Linked DNA regions of Mus musculus: region 1 is linked to region 2. Evidence: chromatin loops called from intact Hi-C (ENCODE). Cell type or tissue: heart. All regions are shown on one strand. Each heading gives the region's core, and the rest is flanking DNA. Links, peaks and the distances in the headings are about the cores only.

What was found. A loop is a pair of places that touch in the nucleus more often than their neighbours do. Peaks named below come from ENCODE experiments on the same cell type or tissue, not always from the same donor. Only the 100,000 strongest peaks of a DNase experiment are listed, where the experiment ranks them.
Region 1: a loop joins it to region 2, with 2.4 times the contacts of the local background. A loop is called at or near these places in 1 of 42 quality-filtered maps.

What each region holds. Positions count from the first base shown.
Region 1 is chr15:84,296,568-84,306,328 of GRCm38, reverse strand. Parvb (parvin, beta) reads right to left here. Exons shown (of 13, transcript NM_133167.3): 8 at 8,344-8,363; 9 at 2,860-2,921; 10 at 2,426-2,494. Among named protein-coding and RNA genes, the nearest start is that of Gm22890, 22 kb to the left of the region's middle. In heart, for the core only: no CTCF peak of the experiment used is centred there; a DNase peak (open chromatin) is centred at 5,168; H3K27ac peaks cover 3,017 bases; H3K27me3 peaks cover 553 bases.
Region 2 is chr15:84,445,345-84,455,105 of GRCm38, reverse strand. It overlaps Shisal1 (shisa like 1), which reads left to right and starts at 8,532. Exons shown (of 5, transcript NM_001374162.1): 1 at 8,532-8,744. Gm33830 (a long non-coding RNA gene) reads right to left here. Exons shown (of 3, transcript XR_384293.3): 1 at 9,643-9,761; 2 at 7,243-7,355. In heart, for the core only: no CTCF peak of the experiment used is centred there; a DNase peak (open chromatin) is centred at 4,498; H3K4me3 peaks cover 1,958 bases; H3K27ac peaks cover 2,499 bases; H3K27me3 peaks cover 4,110 bases.

The DNA of each region.
Region 1 (9,761 bases), core at 543-8,542, 150 kb after region 2:
GCTTACATATAATAAGTAAATCTTAAAAAAAAAAAAAAAAAAAAAAAAAAAGAAAGGCAGATGACAGCAGATACAGGTCAGCTGCCCACATGGCTGGTGCCAGCTCCCATGATCAGACCTTCCCAGGCCGCATGGTGCATGCTGCTTTGTACTTACAACCTCATGTCTGATTTCATTTCTAGATGTTAACCCCCCCGCCCCCCCGAGGAAACGGACGGGGCACGAATAGCCACGGGCAGAGCACCTGCTAGGCAGCATGCACAGGAACAGGAAGGGGGTCTAATCACAGGGCCGCTTAACGCCAATGCAGCCTCACACCTGAAGGGAAGGGAATGATTTTAACAGTGCTGGGTAAGGGACCAAGGGCCTTGAGCATGCTCAGCAAATGGCTATGCTACTGAGCCGCACCTCCCAACCTAAGAAGGTTGGGGTTAACAGAGACCAGTGCCAGGCATAATGGTACACGCCTATAACCCTGGCACTCAGGAGGCTGAGACAGGAGGATGACCAAAAGTTTAAGGCCAGCCTAAGCTACAAAGTGAATCTAAGGCAAAGGTGAATCCCCTGTCTGGAGGAGATGGAAGGAGGGAGGGAGGGAGGGAGGGAGGAGCCCTCTGACAGACTGAAAAGCGAAATAGCTTCAGACAGAGATATCCATCTCTCTCAAGAAGATGCCCATGTATTTAGGGAGAAAAAAAAATAACAGCGAATTACACAACAGCTGTCCAGTGTGATCGACTGTTATTAAAGGGAGTGTGTTGTTTTATGCATGAGCACTTTGAAAGAGACCCAGGCGGAGTTGGGGGTGGGGGACATCAGGGAGCGAGAGAAGCAGCTTTTCACTTTAGCTTCCGGAGCTTCAGGAAATCTAAAGTGTCACCCGGCAAGCGTGCTGCATGAACAAACAGCCAAGAATAAGAGATGCATTTGCAAATCACGCACACGTATGTGCACATAGACACACACACTCTCTCTCAATCTCTCTCTCTCTCTCTCTCTCTCTCTCTCACACACACACACACACACACACACTCACACACTCACACAAAATCCGCTCCATAAAGCAGACTATACTGCCTACACCCAGAATACCCAGAAGTACATGGAACAAAGCCCAGGGTGCAGCGCCCTCAGGGTGATAGATTAGGGCAACTTTTGTTTATTTTCCTTATCTTCATTTTTAGACATTTCTACGATGAACCTGAATTACTTTTTTTAATTAGAAAAGCAAATGAGAAGAAGTTAAAGAAAGAGAAAGCAATAGAAGAAAATGCCCAGGGGTTTAGGATGGATCAGCTGCGTATTAGGGATGTCTGCACCAAGGATTCCGGCCCAAAACTCAACCACACAACTAAGCCAGGGGAAAATTCAGTTGGGCCTTCAAGGCATGTTGTGTGCTTAGAGACTGTCACCACTACAAGGGCACTCTAGCTTGAGGAAGGAGTGTTTGAGGTACAGATGGCAAAAGAGTTTTGTCCCTAGTCCCCAAACGGATGCTAATTTTATTACTATTCCTGTAATTTGTATGACGTGTAGGGCGGAGCATCAGGTTAGTGTTATAGTCCCTATGTAATCAGAGGACGGCTTGAAGGAGCCATTTGTCTCCTATGATGTAGGTCCCCCGGGATCAAACTCGGGTCATCAGGTTTTCTTGGCAGTCACTTTTACCAGCTGAGCCATCTTGCTGGGCCCAGGTTGGATGGGACATTGTCTCTATATTGTCATGGGATCAAATGTGAGGCTGCCATGTCTCCACCACTGAAGCAGAGGGCACAGAATGTTCTAGACCCAGAGACCCGCACAACAAAGGGCCAGTGGCAGGGTCAGATGGAGTCTTGGGGGTGGGCACTAAAAGTTGAATTGTTTCTCTCCTAAATAAGCTAGAATCCTAACCTGTGCCTTCACTTGGACAAAGGGTCTCAGTTGTCCTTGTGTCATCAGGGTGGGCTCTATTCCAGCGTGTCATTTCTTTGCTCTCAGGCATCCATTTCTAGACTCTAGCTCTGGGAAGCAGACGGGGCACAGAGAGCCTTGGGCAACACGCAGACATGCAGACTCAGATGCAGACACAGGAGGAGGCCACAGAAGATGGAAGTAATATATCTACAGATGCAAGAACACCGGAGCCTGCCTGCAGAAACGCAGCAGGAGCCACAGCAAGAGTGGGAAGGAGCCAGCCCGCCCACACTGTAACTCTGGACTCCCACCCTGGCTTCAGCCTTCCATCTCTGTCTGCCACAGTTACAGGAAACACAGAGAAGGGTCTAAGCAGCCAGCTTGGTTGGGCTGGAGCAATACCACAAGCTACACTCTGGGAGCTTCTCCTGAGAGAAACAAGGTGGTCCTGATTATTCCCACACCCCACCTGAGTTGAGAGCTGCAAGAAGCATTGGCCAGAGGGAGCCTCCACCGAAGCCCTGCCTACCTGGGTCTCCAGGTCAGTCACCTCCAAGTTTAGCTTATTCAGGTGTTTGTTCACAAACGTGATGAGAGACTGTCAAGGCAGAGAGGTAAAGACAACATTACACCAGCAACCTTCTCCGGACCCCCCGGACCCGAGCCCCCAATATGGCAGGCTGGCATACTCCAAACCCTCCTCTGATGGCTATCGCCAAAAGGCTGTGTCAAACTCTAGGCTCTAGTTAATAGCACAGTATTGTAAGAGAGCATCGCCACAGCACACATTGCTGGGAGAGGTCTCAATACACAAGGGCACACTTTAGAATATTCCAAATGTCTCTCATCCCCATCTCGGCTTGCCTTGGGTCTGCAGAGAGTCTAGACAGAGTCTGCACAGGCACCAGGCACGGGGGTGGGGGTGGGGAGCAGGCTAGGGAGGGAGGGAGGGAGATAATCTACCTTCTTCACAAGGTTGAGCTTGTCCGGGGCGTGGTCGAAAAGAGTATCGAAGGCGTCCCGCTCTGCAGGACATGCAAGAGAGAACACAGAGAGTTCTAGAAAGGACTTGGCGGCCCTGATTCCCAACCTTTCAGCTCTCAGTTCTAGAAATAGCCCTCTCTGGTTGCTCTCCCTTGGGGTTCTGCTTGATCCCCCTGGTTTCTGCCAGAGCAGAGGAGCCTGCAGGTTGACACTGCCCCGTAGGAGTGCAGCAGGAGGCGTGAGGGTTGCCTTAACGAGCAACAGCTGCGTGGGGCTTCCTTGGTAACAGTAACGCTTTGGGTATGGGATACCAGGTCGTACTTGGGTGCCTGCAAGTTTTGATTAAGCATTTGAAGCATCCCTGACTCTCCTTCCCTAAGCGTTATCGCTGACTGTGACTCCCCCTTCTTCTACTCTTGGCCAGCTCCGCTGCCCCCATGCCTCCTCTTACCTCTGGATGACCACAGCCTCTATCTAGCTCCACCAGCCTCCTCCCCCTCAGCATCCAGAATCTCTGAATGTGCAACTGGGCAACTTCTCGCCACTGGCCCCTCAAACCCCTACCTCTCACGGCTCTTAGACTGTGGTCCATCCTCTCTCCCGTGGCTATGAGATGGCCACGCTCCCACACATCTCCCAGCCTTTACAAAATGGCCTCTCTGCACACTTGCATCCCTCAAGCACTAACATGCCTTTGACAGAGCCTCACTGCCCCCCCCCCCCCGCAGTACCGTCTGCTGGACCTTCAGCTCCTAACTCTCTGGGAGAGATGGATGGTTCTCCTACTCCTGCCCTGCCTCTGACTCCAGCAACAGGGCAAGCTCAGCGGAGGAGCTCAGGGGGAAGGCACCTGAGCCTTTGGTGTCCTCGGCAGGAAGCCTGAAGGCTGCTTATTTCAACCTGAGGTAGCCCATGACCTCCCTCTTCCTTGGTGAACCACGACCTGCTCACTCTGACCTGCTCACATCTGTGCAAGCTGCCACCCAAACAAACAGCACAGAAGTCCCCATCCCTCCCTACTTGAGGCCACCAGAGAACAGAAAGCCTCTGCAAAATTAGCATCTGAAAGGAACAAGTTGGCAAAGAGGAACACTGGAACCCCCAACCCCCCCCCCAACCACAATTGACACCTTCCAGCCCAACAGGGCTGACAAAGGAAAACAAATCCAAATATGAAAATGTGCCTGTGTCACTGGCTCAGGACACACATGCACTCCAAAGTGTCTGCGGGTGGCCTGGGACTCATTGTAACCGTGTGGCACACCCCTAGGGGCAAATTTAAGATGCTAATGAGACATGCTGACACATGAATTTGTGTGAACTACATGTGACAAATAGCACACACTCAGAAAAGCCTACTCTATTCAAATGAACCAAAATATCCTCACTATGCAAAGGAAGGGAAAGCCAGGCTCTAAGGTGAAAGCCCAGCTCTGCACTTGGGGGCGGCACATTCTCCCTCAGAAGTGGATGCTCCTTAGTCTGCTCTGGCTGCGACTGTGTGTCTCTGCTCTGCTCTTCGTTCAGGGACACAGGAACCTGGAATCCCTCTGGAGGTGCCCTCTGAACCCAAATGTCTGTTTACGTCTGTAAGACTGGGTGCACAGAAGTTGTTGGGATAGATGACTATAGCCCAGGTCAAGTAGAGGCCTGGGGGCTCTGGGGCCAACAGTGCTGCAGCGGGAGGGGAGGCACTGAGTGGGACCCGGGCCCTGACTTCTGTCTTCTTGGTTCTAGGGGTAAGGCACAGGGGGGCTTCCCCCACCTCAGGAGACAGGGGCTGCTGAGGAAGAGGAAGGAGGAGAGCAAAGAAGGCTGGGGTGAGCTGAGAGAGCCAGGGTTCTGGGGAGAAGAGCCAAACAGGACGGTCTAAAGTTAGCCCCCTACCAACCTAGCCCCAAGATGAAGGTGCCAGAGATTCCAGCCAGGCTCTGGAGGCAGCTCCATCCAACCTGGGGCCTCTTCCTCAGCCTTGGGGAAGGTGAGAGGCTAAACAGAGAGAAGGGACCTTTTGTGTCTGGGGGGAGGGGGGATGGTTAGGGAAGGGGGGAAAGGCAGTGCCTCCCTCTAAGGACTGGTGGGGACAAAAAGCCACCCTCAGTTAGCACCAGATGTCACTCACTTCCATAATCAGCTAAGTCAGATTATCCCCCAGAAAACAATCTGTAAAGGGGCAAAAGGAGCTTTACTCCTCTCAGAAGAAGTGCAGCCCTGCAAAGCGGCTTAGGCAAAGCCCCAAGAGCTCAGGCTCTTGACGTCACCGGTTTATTTAGCTGGGCCACTGCTGGGCTGGCAGAGTGCCGCGTGGGAGGCTGTTGGGCGCCTCCCACGCTGGCTGCTTACCTGGGGCCTAGAGGACACAAAATGTGGCTCCATAGCCAAGAGGAAGGACCAGGGATGGTGGGGACAGGGCAGAGCTGGGTTCAAATCCTCACTGTGTGACTAGAAAGCCCACAGACTTTAGGTCCCTTCCCTAGCTAAATGGAACCACATCTGTTCCCCACCGCCTCTGTGAGCATCAAGAATCAGGGTGGGGACACAGGGACAAGCCCAATTCCCATGTCTGGGGACCCCATCAATTTCCCTCCTGTACTGGAGAAGTCACTAGTTTGGAAAGGCACAGACAGGAGGGTCCCAGGTCTGTACCTGGAGCCTAACTCAGCCTCATTTAGAATAGGAAGGTTTTCCCTAATCTACATTTCCAACTCTTGAAAGCAGAGGCTGGGGCCACAGTGAGCTACAGGGCACCTGGCATCAAGGTGCCACCCCCAGGACAAGGATGGGGGGGGGCTCCTATTTTCCACAGTTCTCCTCCTATAACCTTCAGCTTCTGGGGTTTGAGCAACTCTGTCCGGCTGGTCTCTGGCAGCACCCAAGTTCGCAGCCATGGACAAGAGGTTGGAAGAAAGAGGCTTGCCGTCTGAGCCAGGCTGGCTGGAGAGATGAGAAGAGGAAGGGCATTGCAGCCAGAGAACATGCAAAGAGAAACACAGGGAGCCAGAGTGGATTCAAGAGCAGGGTGGTCTGGGAGGGAGGCTGACAGGAGCTGAGTCCTTTAGTGCAGTGGCCTTCGTGCACAATGACCAGGGGTGTGAACGTCAGGTCAGAGTTTTAATTTAACACAGGCTCTGCTGGGAAGGCAAATGGGAGAGATTGGGTCTCAGCAAACTGAGCCTGGAACTAGGAGGGGGACTCCACCCTTGCCCACCCAATCCTGTCAGCACCAGAAAGGGCTCCTGAGTCGGGGGTGGGGAGGGGGAACCAGGGAGGAAGGGCCACTAGCTAGAGAAAAGGCAACTGGCAAAGGCGTTGCTATGGAGATCAGGCTCTAACCTCCCAGCTCCCAGGAGACTGGTTTCCAGGGAGAGAAAAACCAGCTTATACTTCAGGCAGGACAAGACGCTGGTGGGAAGAGGCTGGGTACCCACCCCTCAACCTGCTGGCCTTAGGGAAGAGTGACCAGAGAGGAGACGCTCCACCTTTGCACAGCACTCGAAGGCCAAGGAGGCTGAGGGAACGGGTTCAAGCAAGACTCAGCCTAGGAGACTCAGCCTGCTCAGGTCTTGGAACCTCCTCACGCCTGACAGTGGTGCAGGGAGGGCTGCTGAGATCATACAGGCTTGGGGTGAGCGGCTGCCTCCAGGATACTTGGAGATCCCTGAACAAAGGAAAAGGCATGGGTGTGCCTACAAGCATAGCACTTGCACCAGTGTTCCGGGTCAAGGGGAGCACACACACAAACCCTGAGGCTCCTGGGAGCAGGGCTGGCTCCAGGTTTGTCAGATGGTTCTAGACATAACGAAGACAACCAGAGGGTAGTAGGGCGGGTGCATGCTGGTTTGTGACTGGGGATCCCTGGTGAGTGACAGTTGAGCCAATGCAGGAGGGAACCCTGGGTAATTTAGCAGGAGGGTGTCTTAGGCCGAGAGTAGTGGAAGTGGGGGTGGAGGGGGGGCAGGGTTAGACCTGGACACTCAGGAGGTGAGAGATCAAGGCCACAGGGGATGTGATGTCTGGAGCATCCTGGACTGTGGACAGGAAACAGACGTGACAAGGGATGCTTTGACCTTCCTCAGCAAAGCTTGTGCTGAAGCCAGAAAGTAGATGCTGGGTGGGAACCAGTGTGACCAGACCCTGGCGGGGCAGTGAGGTCAGAAGTGACCAGAAATCCTGGGATAGCCATCTGCTGCTCCCCCAAGAGGATGCCTGGGAGCCCAGGGGCTCACTGCACCAAAACCAAGGCTGTCAGCCGCGTAACCAGGAGACCTCCTTGCGTCAGCAGAAGTGCGAGGCGGGGGCGGAACTAATTGCCTGTCACTAGCTAATAGCCTGTTTCATCTTACGCCAGAGCCTGCAAGAAGTGAAGTGAGTACAGCCTCAGAGGAGGTTTCTTGTGGCCTCAGATGTCCCCAGCACCGTGACTGAGTTCTGGTGCACCTGGCTCTCCCCTTGGGAGACACACCCTGTGTACCTGACCAGGTGTCCTTCCCAGCTGTCAGGGCTCCCAAGATACCAACCGAGCCCAGGATTGCCTCCCTCTCCCCACGCCCCCAGCCAAGCCAACTCTTTTCAAATCCTCTGAACCTGAAACAGAGCCAACCCAAACTCATAAGTTACCACGCCACACTCTCAGGTCCCCATTCGTCATCCTCCCGCCTCTGCGATCCCCAGGGGTTCAGAGCCTCTAAACTATACATATCTCTAAACTAGCCTGCACCTGGACCCCAAGCAGGGGTCCCACATGACCCATGCTTGCCACCCCACTTCCCCTGGGAACTTTCCCAGCAAGCATAACACCTGTCCATCAGAAGGGCTCAGGGGCTACATGGCCACAGCTTTCTCTCAAACTCAAGACCTTCCTGACTGTCAGAACTGCTGCGTGCTGCATGCTGCATGCTCATCCTTCAGCATGCTGCATGCTCATCCTTCAGCATGCTGCATGCTCATCCTTCAGCCCTTCTTTACAACCTCCAGGTCAGAGAAGGGCATTGGGTTTTGGAGGTGGCACTGGCCCCGCCCCCAAGGATTCCCCAGGGTCAGACATGTATCTGGAAATGAGCTGGGAGCTTCTATCTGGCTTCCATTTTTCCTCAGCCTTCTCCACTTCCTTCTGTTTTAAACTTCTGCCCACATCAGCCTCCCTCCCAGCCCGCGCAGGGAGCCAGAATCACCTCTGAGAATTTAAACAAAGCTGTAGGTTTTTGATCTCTTTGTCTGTCCTCTCTTGCCCAGGGGACAGGGTCAGGTGAGAGAGTAATTACCTTCTTTTCTCCCCTCCCACTCCCTCCCCTGCAGGTAAGCTAGAGATGTTCTCCAGGCTGGCCCCTCTGTCCCTACAAGCTCACTCCTCCTGCCCAAGTTCACAAGATCACACGCATGACCTTGAGAACCGCAGAGCTTTCTGTGTTGGATGGTGCATACCCAGGGATCTCACCTTGTCCCACCCCAAACCAGGGTACTTACCAAACCGGCCCATCATGATCCTGTGAACAAGAAGAAAGGGTCAGATGGACACTTAGACCAAGTCTCAGAGCCAACCAGACCCTAGCACTCAGCCCCCTTCCCCCCACCCCCCAATAGGAATGGATACACATACACACACCCTGCTCTAGCCTAACAAAAGTGAGGGACACGTGCAGGCGACTAATCAGCACAAGAGTGACAGCAAACTACCCTCATTCCCAACACAGTGACCACCCTGGTGTATCATTTAGAGAGGACATCATTTGCATCGTGGGAACTGGGAGCCTGTTGATTCTGGCAGCCACGCCCAGCAGATAGAGCAGCGTTGCTCAACCTGTGGGCTGAGATCCTTTTAGGGGATTAAATGACCGTTTCCCCAGGATCACATATCAGATATCCTGCATCTGACATTTATATTATGATTCATGATAGTAGCAAAATTACAATCTTGAAGTAGCAACGAAAAATAGTTTTATGGTTGGGGGGGTCACTACAACATGAGGAACTGTATTAAAGGGTCTCGGCATTAGTGTGGTTGAGAACCACTGAGATAGAGGGCTAATGTGGAAGGAGTCTGGAACTTCCGGCTTGAAAAGCCATTTGAATGCTTAACGATAAATGAGCATTTGTGAGAACTTGGAAAACAGGCTGGAAGAACCTGGCTGGTGAAGTTTCAGAGGGGATTTTTAAGAGGCCTTCAAATACTCTATGGGGCTATTTATGCAATATTTTTAAAGTAATCCGTGACTCTGGTCAGCTGGGACCGAAGGATCAGCTGTGATAAACAGGACACCAACACCATTAAGGTGAAATCTGGGAAAATGTCTCCTCAAGGCCACAGACGCTGTGTTCCAGAGGCTGCCTTGGGGGCTGGCATCTGGCCTTAGTAATATATAAGAGAGGCTACCTTGGTCCGTCAGACGCCAGCAAGCCCTCAGATGTACATATCACAGGACCAGGCACAGCAAGAACTGCCTGGCTGAGCCCATTCATAGCTGAGTGCGGGCTTGTGAGGAAAGGAAATGAACTTAGGGGTGATGTCTCACGAGACAGACCACCAAGCCCCCACCAAGTCCTTACCCCACCCCCTGTTCCTTGAACTTGCCCTTCTGCAGCCATAGGCCCACGGTGCTGTCACAACACACACCAGCCTGTCGTTCCTCCCAACACCCCCAATCCCAACCCCCTCCCCAACTATCTGCCTTCCCCTGGGAACTACATGGAACAGAACACACACACATCCCAGAGCACACTGCCATGTCTTCAGCTTATCTGTCAGCCCACTCTCCATGCCTGATGGATTCTGTTCCAGTCAGCTGTGGAAAGGCCATACTGAATACACAGTCAGTCTTAGCGTCTCTGTGAACAGAATTGGTGAGCTAGCTGACACCGTCCATGTTTTAAACACTGAAACCGGT
Region 2 (9,761 bases), core at 1,041-9,040:
ACTTAGTAGCTGTTACATCTGGAAAGGACATGAAGGATGCATGACACCTCAAAGAAGGGCAAACCCCTAAGTACTCTTTCTCAACTTCCTCATCTGTAGTTAGAGTCTCAGCCTCGCTGGTGGGCTCTGACTCTTGGTTCCATCTTGGCAGGTGGTTCCAGGATGCTCCCATAGTGCTTTGGGGCAGGAATCAGTCTGTCTTCTTTAGCCTGGAATTCAGAAGTCAACGGAGACTGGGCGCCAACCGTGAATGAGTCTGTCCACATAGCTCTGGCCCCAAGGTGCAAAGGTTAGGTGGGGAGGGCTAGGTCAGGGCATCCCTAGGTCTCCAGGGTAGGGCTCCACTTTTCTCTACACAAAGGATGCTGCTGTGATTTAATACAGCGCAGGTTGCCATCTTCTGATCACCAGCTATGAGACCTTCAGAGATACTTAACCTTCCTAGTCCTCCCTATTCTTTGTATGCATAGATAATATATTGTTTTGGTGAGCCAGTGGGATTCATGAGGAAACCTGTGCAGAGGCAAGGCCTGGGTGAGGTGCACGGACCCAGGCTCTGAACGGCTACATTTCCTTTCATTCTCCTGTTCCGAAGGTTGAGCTGGTGGGTCAGCTAGGAAAACCCTCTGATGTGACCTGTAGGCGTCCCTAAACCCTTGCCCATGACACACCCTCCCTCAGCCTCCTACTTCACACCCTATCAGATCTTTTGTAAGTTGAGAATCTTCACGTATGTAAGCTACTATGGCTGGCCAGTGGTCAGTTGGCCTGGACCGTGACTCTGCCCTGCTGCCCGGCTCATGGCTGGCTCTCTACCAGGAGCCTCCCCAGAATAGAACCCAAGCCCTTGGCTCCCTGGGCCATTCACTCCCTAGGCTGTGTGTTAACACAATTTTTCAGTGATGAAGGTGTCTGAGGAGGCCCAGCCAACAGTTTAGCACGTTAAAGGGACTTGGAACCCTGTAGGACCCCAGGACTTGTGCCACTGAACCCTGGATGGCCTGTATCCTGCATCCCCGTGCCTGGGCAGAGCTGTCCAGAAGCCATCAAAAGTGAGCCTGCCAGAACCTTGCACTGTTGGTTGGCAAGTAAGCATGGAACAATCTGGGAAACTGAGGTTTGGAAGGCAGAGGCAGACATGGCCCCATTCAAGGGCCTTCTGCTCTGTCAAGGGTAACAGCCTGGAGTGGGAATTGTGGTCCCAACTCTGTGGCTCTATGCAATTAGCCTCTCTGAGCTTGCTCTGTTCTCTTACAGAAACTCAGAAGTGGCTTCCATGACAGATTTGTGGGGAGCATCTGAGTGTGGTGTTGCAGGGGGCGGGGAACCATATCGCCCTACCTGGCTTCAGTTAAATGGATGTGGTCTTGAGCCCACCCTCTCACCTAACCCTAGAGGACAATTTCCTGCCCCAACAAACAGGTCAGAGAGGGAGGCAGAGCATCATCTTGTGATATGAGGTCACACAGTCAAGCCCAGACCCCTGTTCTGGTCAGTAACGCCTTACTCAGCCCATACAGAATGGACAACTGGCTTGGAGAGCAAGGACCCTTGCTAATCTTCTAAGACAGAACCCCCAATGCCTAGAAGTGATATCCCAGGCCATTGGGAATCCTCAGAATGCCCCTCTTGCCCAGCATCTGAGCTGTGTGGCCTGGGGCCTATTATACCATTTCTCTGAGCCCCCTTCCTACAGTCTAAGAACCAGGTTGTCCCTGGCCCTGGTCCCTGTACTTCTCAAGGACACTTGGTGAGCTGGGAAGGTTTCTGCTTGTGCCAGGGCTGTGATTAGCCTTATGCTGGCACAGGAATTCTGGGTCTGCCGAGGAGAGTCATGGCTGCGGGAAGGTCAGGTTCTGTCAAGCCAGCTGATGAATACCCTATTCACTTGTATGGTCTCTGCTTTGGATCTGTGCTGGTTCTCTGGGAAGATGAGCTGTGAGAGCCACCAGCTGTGGAGAATCCAAACCCATGTGGACCAAATGAAGGAGGTTACCATTGCTGATACAAACTGACATCCCCAAGGCCTGGGCTGGCCTCCCCTCTGTCAGCACAGGTCCCTGTCGGGAATAAGTACAGAGAAGCGGGGCTTTAGGAGACCCTAGCATGCACAAGTTGAGCTATGGCTCAGGCCCAGAGTTCAGAGTGTCACCAAAGCCTTCATGGAACCAACCCCACACCTTGGCTTGTCCCTATTGTCAACTTGTCACCTGGGAAGTTATTTGTGAAGACAGGCTGTAACAACACCTTCCCTGGGCTTGTCGCAAATTGATGTGCTTTCTATCCTGAGAATGGAACCTGGCACTTCCTGGGTATATGTTGGGGTGGGGGAGGACAGAGAACTATCAGTGATGGCACAGATAGGGAAACTGAGGCATGACACTAACCCCTAGGGGCTCTTGCTTTTCAGTTTGGGGTAATGAAGAGGGTGGCCTGTCCCTTGGCTCCCCACTGACCCTAGAGGAAGATATACCTTGGTAGCTTTATGTCCCACATAGCAGGGCCTGACTTAGTCACCACAGTAAACTGGGAGCTTGGGGACCCTTGCATCTGAACTGGCAGGGCCAGGGCCTTTGTTTCCCAGAGCAGGGCCCACTCCATTCAGCAGGCTAGACCACAGGTCTGTATAGCAAGGGGAGATAGATAAGTCAGATCTGTGCTGCTACTATCCTGTTGTAGCAGGAAAGATGAACTACCAGGCAGGATCTCTGTAGAAGCCACAGGCATGAGTATGCTGGTTAGAAAGTTACACTGAGCATACCATCAGCATTCCTTTGTGGCCTTATGGTCAGCAGGTAGATATCCAACTGGCTTCTGGGGTCCCCTTTCTGGCTACACAGGCTGTCAGAGAAAGTGGTATCCTCAGATGGAATCAGGGACCTGCCTCCCTGCTGGGACCAGAGTATCCACAGCCCCTCCCCTTCTTGCCTGGAGAACCTCAACAGCACCTGTCTATCTCATACCCAGCCCCTCCCACACTGGGATATTGGGGATAGCCTCCGCTTCTAAGGGCTCATAGGGCACAATCTTCAAACCCCATAGCCTCCTCATCTTGCATGCAACAGATCAATATCCTTAGTAATGTCTGCACCCTCCCTCCTCCTTCTTCCTTGGCACATAGCCCCAGGTCTGTGGAGAGAGGAAGATCCTAGATCCATCTTGGACCTGGGTGGGCCTTAGCTGTGAGGACTGGGAGCTGTCCTGCCTCACCTCCTTCAGGGCTAGCATGGTTGTCACAGCTGCAGTCAGAAGGGAGCAGGAGAGGAGAGAACAGAGAACTGGGCATCTTCGTTTAGTCCTGGTATAGGCAGCCAGGTCTTTGACCATTCTTTAGGGCCTGTGGATTGGGAAGCTTTCTGGATCCCCAGGTCAGTTCTCTAAGTCTGAGCTCCCAAGTCCCCAAGATGGCTGTGGCATCTGTAGCTTGCTCATTTCTGTGTACCTGACCCGGTCAGCCAGTTGCGTGTTCCCCCCACCCCCGGATAAGCGAAGTGAGGGAATGTGTGCCTCCTCCCACCCCCGACGACCCCAACCCCGACCACCCCCCCCCCCGAAGCATCAGTGGAGAGCTGATGCTCTACGTGGCTTCCCAAGTCTCTGGGCAGCCTGACTTTGGCAGCTCTGTTCCTACAGCACAGAGAAGCCAGGGCTGTGCTGTGATCTGCGTGGCTCCAGAAGAGACTGGGAAACAAACATGCAGTTAGCTGTCCAAAGTGGAAGGTCAATAGGCTTTATCTGGGTAGCTTTCACCTCAGAGTCTCTACCTTCCACCAGGAAGCCTTCCAGGGCTCCTCCAAGTACTTGTTCCAGCAAAGATCTCTCACTCTCTGTGGATAAACAAGGCAACAGGTGCCCCTACCCCCTCCATGAAAAGATCAGAAAGTCCCATGGAAAGTCCCCTGGTCCAGCATTTGTCTGAGGACAGAGCTGAGGCCTGATACAGCCTTATCCTTTCTTGGGGGAACAGGGACCTCTAGACCTCTTGAGCCCTGTTCTACATGCCCAGGGTTAGAACCCTTGAAGAGGAGGAAGGAAGAGACTGATGGTCCCTGGAAGGTGGGGACCACTCCCTGAAGGAAGTCTGGGGGAAGGAACAAAGGGACGTGTCACAGCTGGGGAGCCAGCTGGCTCTTGCCCCCTGGGGCTTTGCCTCCCCCTCAGCCTTCCCCAGGAGGATTCCAGAGAGAGCAGGGTGGAAGCCTTATGCCCCCAACTTCTAATTAAATGGCAGCGATTTTGACGTGGCAGGTGATCTTCTCGGGAAGCCTGGCTTTAAATTTAGCTTCCTCCCCAGCCAGCCCTTTGAAAAGGCTGCACTCCGCGGAGAGAGCATGAGTCATCGCCAGGCCGGCCCGCCTGCCGCTCGCTCGCCTGCCCGGTGAGCAGTTGCTTTTGCGGGGGAGCAGGCCTCCCGAAGGCAGAGATGTAGTAAATAAGGCCGGAGGATGAGGGTGGTGCTGGGGTGCAGAGCAGGGCTCCCCACTGCAGGTGCTGCCGTGATGGGGTGAGAGCAGCTGCTTGGTCAGCTGTGAAGGAACCCAGCCCACCTCCCAGCTCGACTCTGGGTGGGGGAGGGGCTCTACGCGTGACCCCGAGCTGCCTGCTTCACTTGGTCCTCCCTGCTCTGGCAGCCTGTCTCTCTCTCTGCATATGCAAGGGAGAAGGAAGCTGAGAAACACTCTCCTTCCCCCCTTGGCATTTCAGCCCCATTCCTGAGCTTGGGGTGGGTCCCTCGAGGGCTGGCAAGATTGCTCAGTGGGTAAAGGCCTTCCTGCCAAGCCAGACAGACCCGAGTTTATTCCCTGGGACCCATATAGTGAGTGGTAGGAGAGAACTGATTCCTGAAAGTTGTCTTCTGACCTCCACATGTCCACCATGGCATTCAGGTATGTGTGCACATAGACGTATGCACATACAAAATAAACAAGTAGAATGTCATTTAAAAGGGGGGAAAGGGAGGCTGGAGTGTGGCTCAATTAGAAGAGTGTGTGCCCAACATACATATTTAGATTCTGTCCCCACCAACACATAAACTGTGCATGGTGGTGCATGCCTATAATCCTAGCTCTTAGGGAATAGAGGCAGGAGGATCGGGAAAATTCAAGGTCATTTTCGGGAGTCTGAGCCAACCAGGGCTACTTAAGATCCTATCATAAGTAATAAGAAAGAAAGAAAGAAAGAAAGAAAGAAAGAAAGAAAGAAAGAAAGAAAGAAAGAAAGAAAGAGAGAGAAGGAGGGAGGGAGGGAGAGAGAGAGAGAGAGAGGGAGAGAGAGAGAGAGAGGAAATATCTTGGAGTGGCATTGAAGTTTAAGGTACTGAGATGGGAGTTAACAGGGATAGTTGGGGTGGCCCCTGGTACAGCAATACAGCTGCAGCAGTATAGCCACCACTGAAGGATACTGGGGTCAGCTGGACTGAAGCTGTAGCAAGGGCCGTCTCATTGAGCCCTCAGGGAAATATGGCCTCAGACACACCTTGATCCAGGGAAATATAACTTCAGAACTGTGGGGAGTGGAATAGGCTTCCTAGCGTGGTCATTGTTAAAACAACCACAGGGCACTGGGATGCAGTGGCAAGAAGAAGGGAAATGGAGTGGGGCTACACAAATGATAGGACCTCCTTCCCCCTAGAGGACAAGAAGGCATTGGCAGGACCAAGGACCCACTAAACCAGCACTTGCTTGTTGGCCTAATGATACGGTCTGCCATTGATCTTCTTGCTGGTCCTGGTGGTCATCCTACTTTACAAATGAGGAAACTGATGCTAAAGAATTTTGTACCTTAGAGGAGGGATACCTGGGCAATGGGATGCAAGCAGAATCGGGCCCTGTAATTGTGGAGAAAGTACATGTGTAGGGAGGTATGAGGGACCTTATGTGCCCATGCTGGCCTCAGTGTGGGTGGCACAGGCTGCCTGCAGAGGAAGTAGTCAAGGGAGGAGACAGGGGCTTGGGCTGTGTCCTGCGGAATTGGGCTGGCCAGAGGCAGGGCATCAGTGGTCACTAGCCACCATGTCCTCAGGTGCACACACTCATTACAACATGAGACTGCTTAGCATCAGTGTTGGAGGGATGGAGGGAACTCCTCCCAGAAGCCACCATACACAGATCCCTCTCGCCAAGACAGCCTTCCTCACGTGTGGGGATGCACACAGACACGCCATGCATGGAGGCCACGTGGGAATGCCAGGCAAAGTGAGACATCCATACATCCCATACACCCTTTGTGTCTGAATATCTGTTGATGCATCCCCCCAGATACCGTGATCTACACCATGACATTCATCCAATTCACACCACCCATGTACACACAGAAAACATGCTACCCACAGCCACAGCACACACACATACAAAGCAGGCTACATTCGGCTCCCTGCACACACCACACACACCATACACATGTCCCATGACACCTAACACATGCAAACACTCCAGACCATGCCATACAACACATATACAGATGAGACACACGCATAGCATATAACACAGACACAACACACACAACATCTACTGCACAATACCCATGCCTAACACACACGTATCAGATGTCACACAGGGTATCCCACACTACACCCCACTTCTCCCAGCCTGACCTGCTTCCTTGCTGTCCACACTAGAGTGTCTCTGGACTGGCCTTCACTGCAGAGATCTTGGGACCAGGGTCTCAATGGGAGCCAGAGAACCCAGCTCACCTAACCCTGCTCCTACCAAGACCTGAAGTTGCTTCGATTTGTGTGGTCCCCCACACTGACATGGCGTGAGACAGAGGACTCAGAGGAGCACCCTGTCTCTGTCTTTGACCTCAGCTGAAGTAGGGTCTTCCTCAACTTCCTCTTTGGAAGGTTTGCATCAGCAAGAAGGAACACAGAACTGCTTTGGTTTGTGTCCATGACCCTGAGTGCTGAGGAATCACACCACACACACACACACACACACACACACACACACACACACACACTTCTTGCCCTCCCCCAATTACCAAGCAGGCTCTGCCTACCCTCTGGCCCTCTCCAGAGCCTGGCCTTACCTATCTTGGCAGCTTTGGTGCCCTGGCCATTGGCTGAAGTAGTTCCCATGGGCATCCCCAGTCTCAGGTGGGCCCAGTAGGTTAGCCCAGGCTATGTCCATGAAGGGAACCAGAGCCTGGATGCTGTGATGTGGGAACCAGAACCCCTTACCTGCACAGGCTTGGGTGAGAGAAAACACTGGTTCTCCCCAGCTGGTGCCTCCCTGAGCCCCTTACCCTCGAAAGCAGCAAAGAGCCAGGCAGGTTCCAGCATCCCATGGGGTTCAAGAGCCTGCAGTGAAAGAGGAAGAAGTCTGTTCTGGCAGAATCCCTCCGTGTCAACGAGGCACCTGTGGAGGAGACAGAGATGCTTGGGCTTCAGTGTGAGCTTTGACTCTGCCTCTTGTCAGCTGTATGCCCCTGAGGTGCTTTCTCAACATCTCTGAGCCTGGTTGTCTGTCAGCAGAGTCCAAAGGAACCACTCAGTGCCATGGCAAGAAGTTAAGTTCAGAGTATCGAGTGCTCGGCTCCCTTTTCCTTGAGGTTCCATTGAGGTCTCAGAAGTCAAAGGTGACCCCAAAATGTGGGTGGCAGCAGTTGGGCCTGGAGGGGTGGCTCTTGGGGGAGGGGTCTGCTTTTCCGGATACTCAAGGGTATTCTCTATTCAGTGAAGAAGCTCCATCCTGACTGTCCCCTGGGAGGAATGCTGGGTTGCCACATGCTCCCACAGGACTTTCCGAGGTTGTCCAAGCAATGGGGAAATGTAGACCCACAAGTGTGAGGATGGAGTCAGGTACCCGCAGGTCAGCCATGAAATGGGGGTGAAGTCAGAACTAGGGGTGTGATGGGGAGAATGAGACATGGGGTGAAGGTTTAAACCCAGGTCTAGCAGGCTGGGAAAACGCAAACCAAGTCTGTCCCTGCCCTTGACTGCCTGCCTCAGGGGTGGCTAGCAGAATAGATCTCCCAGCCAGAGCTGGGGAGATGCACAGGGTGGGTGGGGCAGAGTGTCGCGGGCTGCACGGGGCAGGGATCTGTCCACCCGTAAGGAGAGGCTGCATCCCTGCAGGCAGTTGCTGGTGCCTGGCGTCCTTCGGAGCAGGTACCAAGCTGGGGAGCAGGTGGAAAGGAGATGGGGGAGATTGAGGAGAACCCTCTGGTGGAGGTTGGGAAGCGGGGGGGGGGGTGGGGGTGGGGGTGGGGGGGGCGCGAGGAGGGAAGGGAGAAGAAAAAAACTGGAAAAGGAGGTGGGGGAGACGGAGTGGGGAAGAGAAAAGTAAAAAGCCAAGAAGAAAGTGAAGGATGAGAGGAAAGAAAACGGAGGGTGAGGAGAAAGGCAGGAGAGAAAGAGATGGAGAAAAAACAAAGGCGGAGCAAAAGCAAGGTGGAGAAGAGAAGCGACTGGGACGCGCGGGGAGGGGGGAAGGGAGAGAGAGAGAGAGAGAGAGAGAGAGAGAGAGAGAGAGAGAGAGAGAGAAGAGAGAGAGAAGAGAGAGAGAGAAGCGCAGGCCGAACCGGCGCGGGGCAGCAGAGGGCGCGGCGGCCGAGCTGAACGCGGCGCGGGACGCGCGTGGGGCGCAGCGGGCGGAGCGCGGCCGGAGCCCCGGAGCCCCACGCGCCCGCAGCCTGGCGGACAACTGTTGCGGCGGCGCGCGTGGGCAGCCCCGCGCCCCTGCAGGCGGCTCCCGCGGGCGCCGGCTCCGGGCTACATAGCGAGGAGCGACCGGCGCGGGCACGAGGTGAGCGGGGCGCGGGGCTGCGGGGCTGCTGGGTCCACGCAGTGCTGAGGATCGCGGGCAGGACGGCGTCGGGGGAGCCGGAACGGGGCGAGGTGGTGGTCGCCAGGACCGGGCGACAGCGGGGGACAGCAGCGGGACCAGGCTGGGAGTCGCTGCGGAGCGCGGACGGCTGGGGAGCCAGTGCGCGTGGGGCAGGGCTCTGGAGCCGCGCTGGGAGACGCTTGGATGCCCTGGGTTCCTGTTCGGCGACATCGGGAACCCCGAGGCTCCGCTGCCGCCGCCTCCCAGGGCCCGATCCATAGTAATCCCGCGCCCGGGGCTGGGTGGCCCGGCAGCGGCCTCCGAAAAGCTCATTAGTGCCTACTGTTGTCATAGCAACGAGACCCCAGCGTCTTAGGGTTCTATTTATTCTAATTATTATTATCATTATTAGTATTAGTATTTCTTATCCAGCCAGAGGGGGAAAAGACGAAAGGGGGGCAGCGCATCCTGGCGCCTCCAACTGTTCTCCTTGGAAGGAGCAGCGCCGACTGCCTGATGGGCCAAGCAGAGTCTGATTCTTGACGGGGTCCCCCAGGCTAGGGTCCCCGGGTAGGTGCTGAAGTGGGTATTTACTGCCCCAGTTGTACCCCTGGGGCCATGGAGGGACCGGGAACCGGACTTACATAATTTGTCCCGAGAGTATTTACATTTAAGCATCCTTAACCCCCCCCCCCCCACACACACACACACGACTTTTCTGTTTTCTGGTGCCCTGGATTTAGTGGGTGCTCCTGCCAGGGAACCCCAGCCTGGCATAGGAAGAGAAAAGTGCTTTGCGTGGGAAACTAGAGGGACCTCTCTTGAGGCTGTGTGACCTTGAGCAGGGCTCTCAACTCCTCTGAACCGGTCTCCTCACCTCTAAGATAGAAGGGGGTTGGTTCCCATCAGCAGAGGCTGCTGTAACCCAGGGCGAAGCGAGAAGCCAAGCCCGATCAAGTTGCTATGGGCTGTGTGACCCCAGGCGGGCCTCTGGAC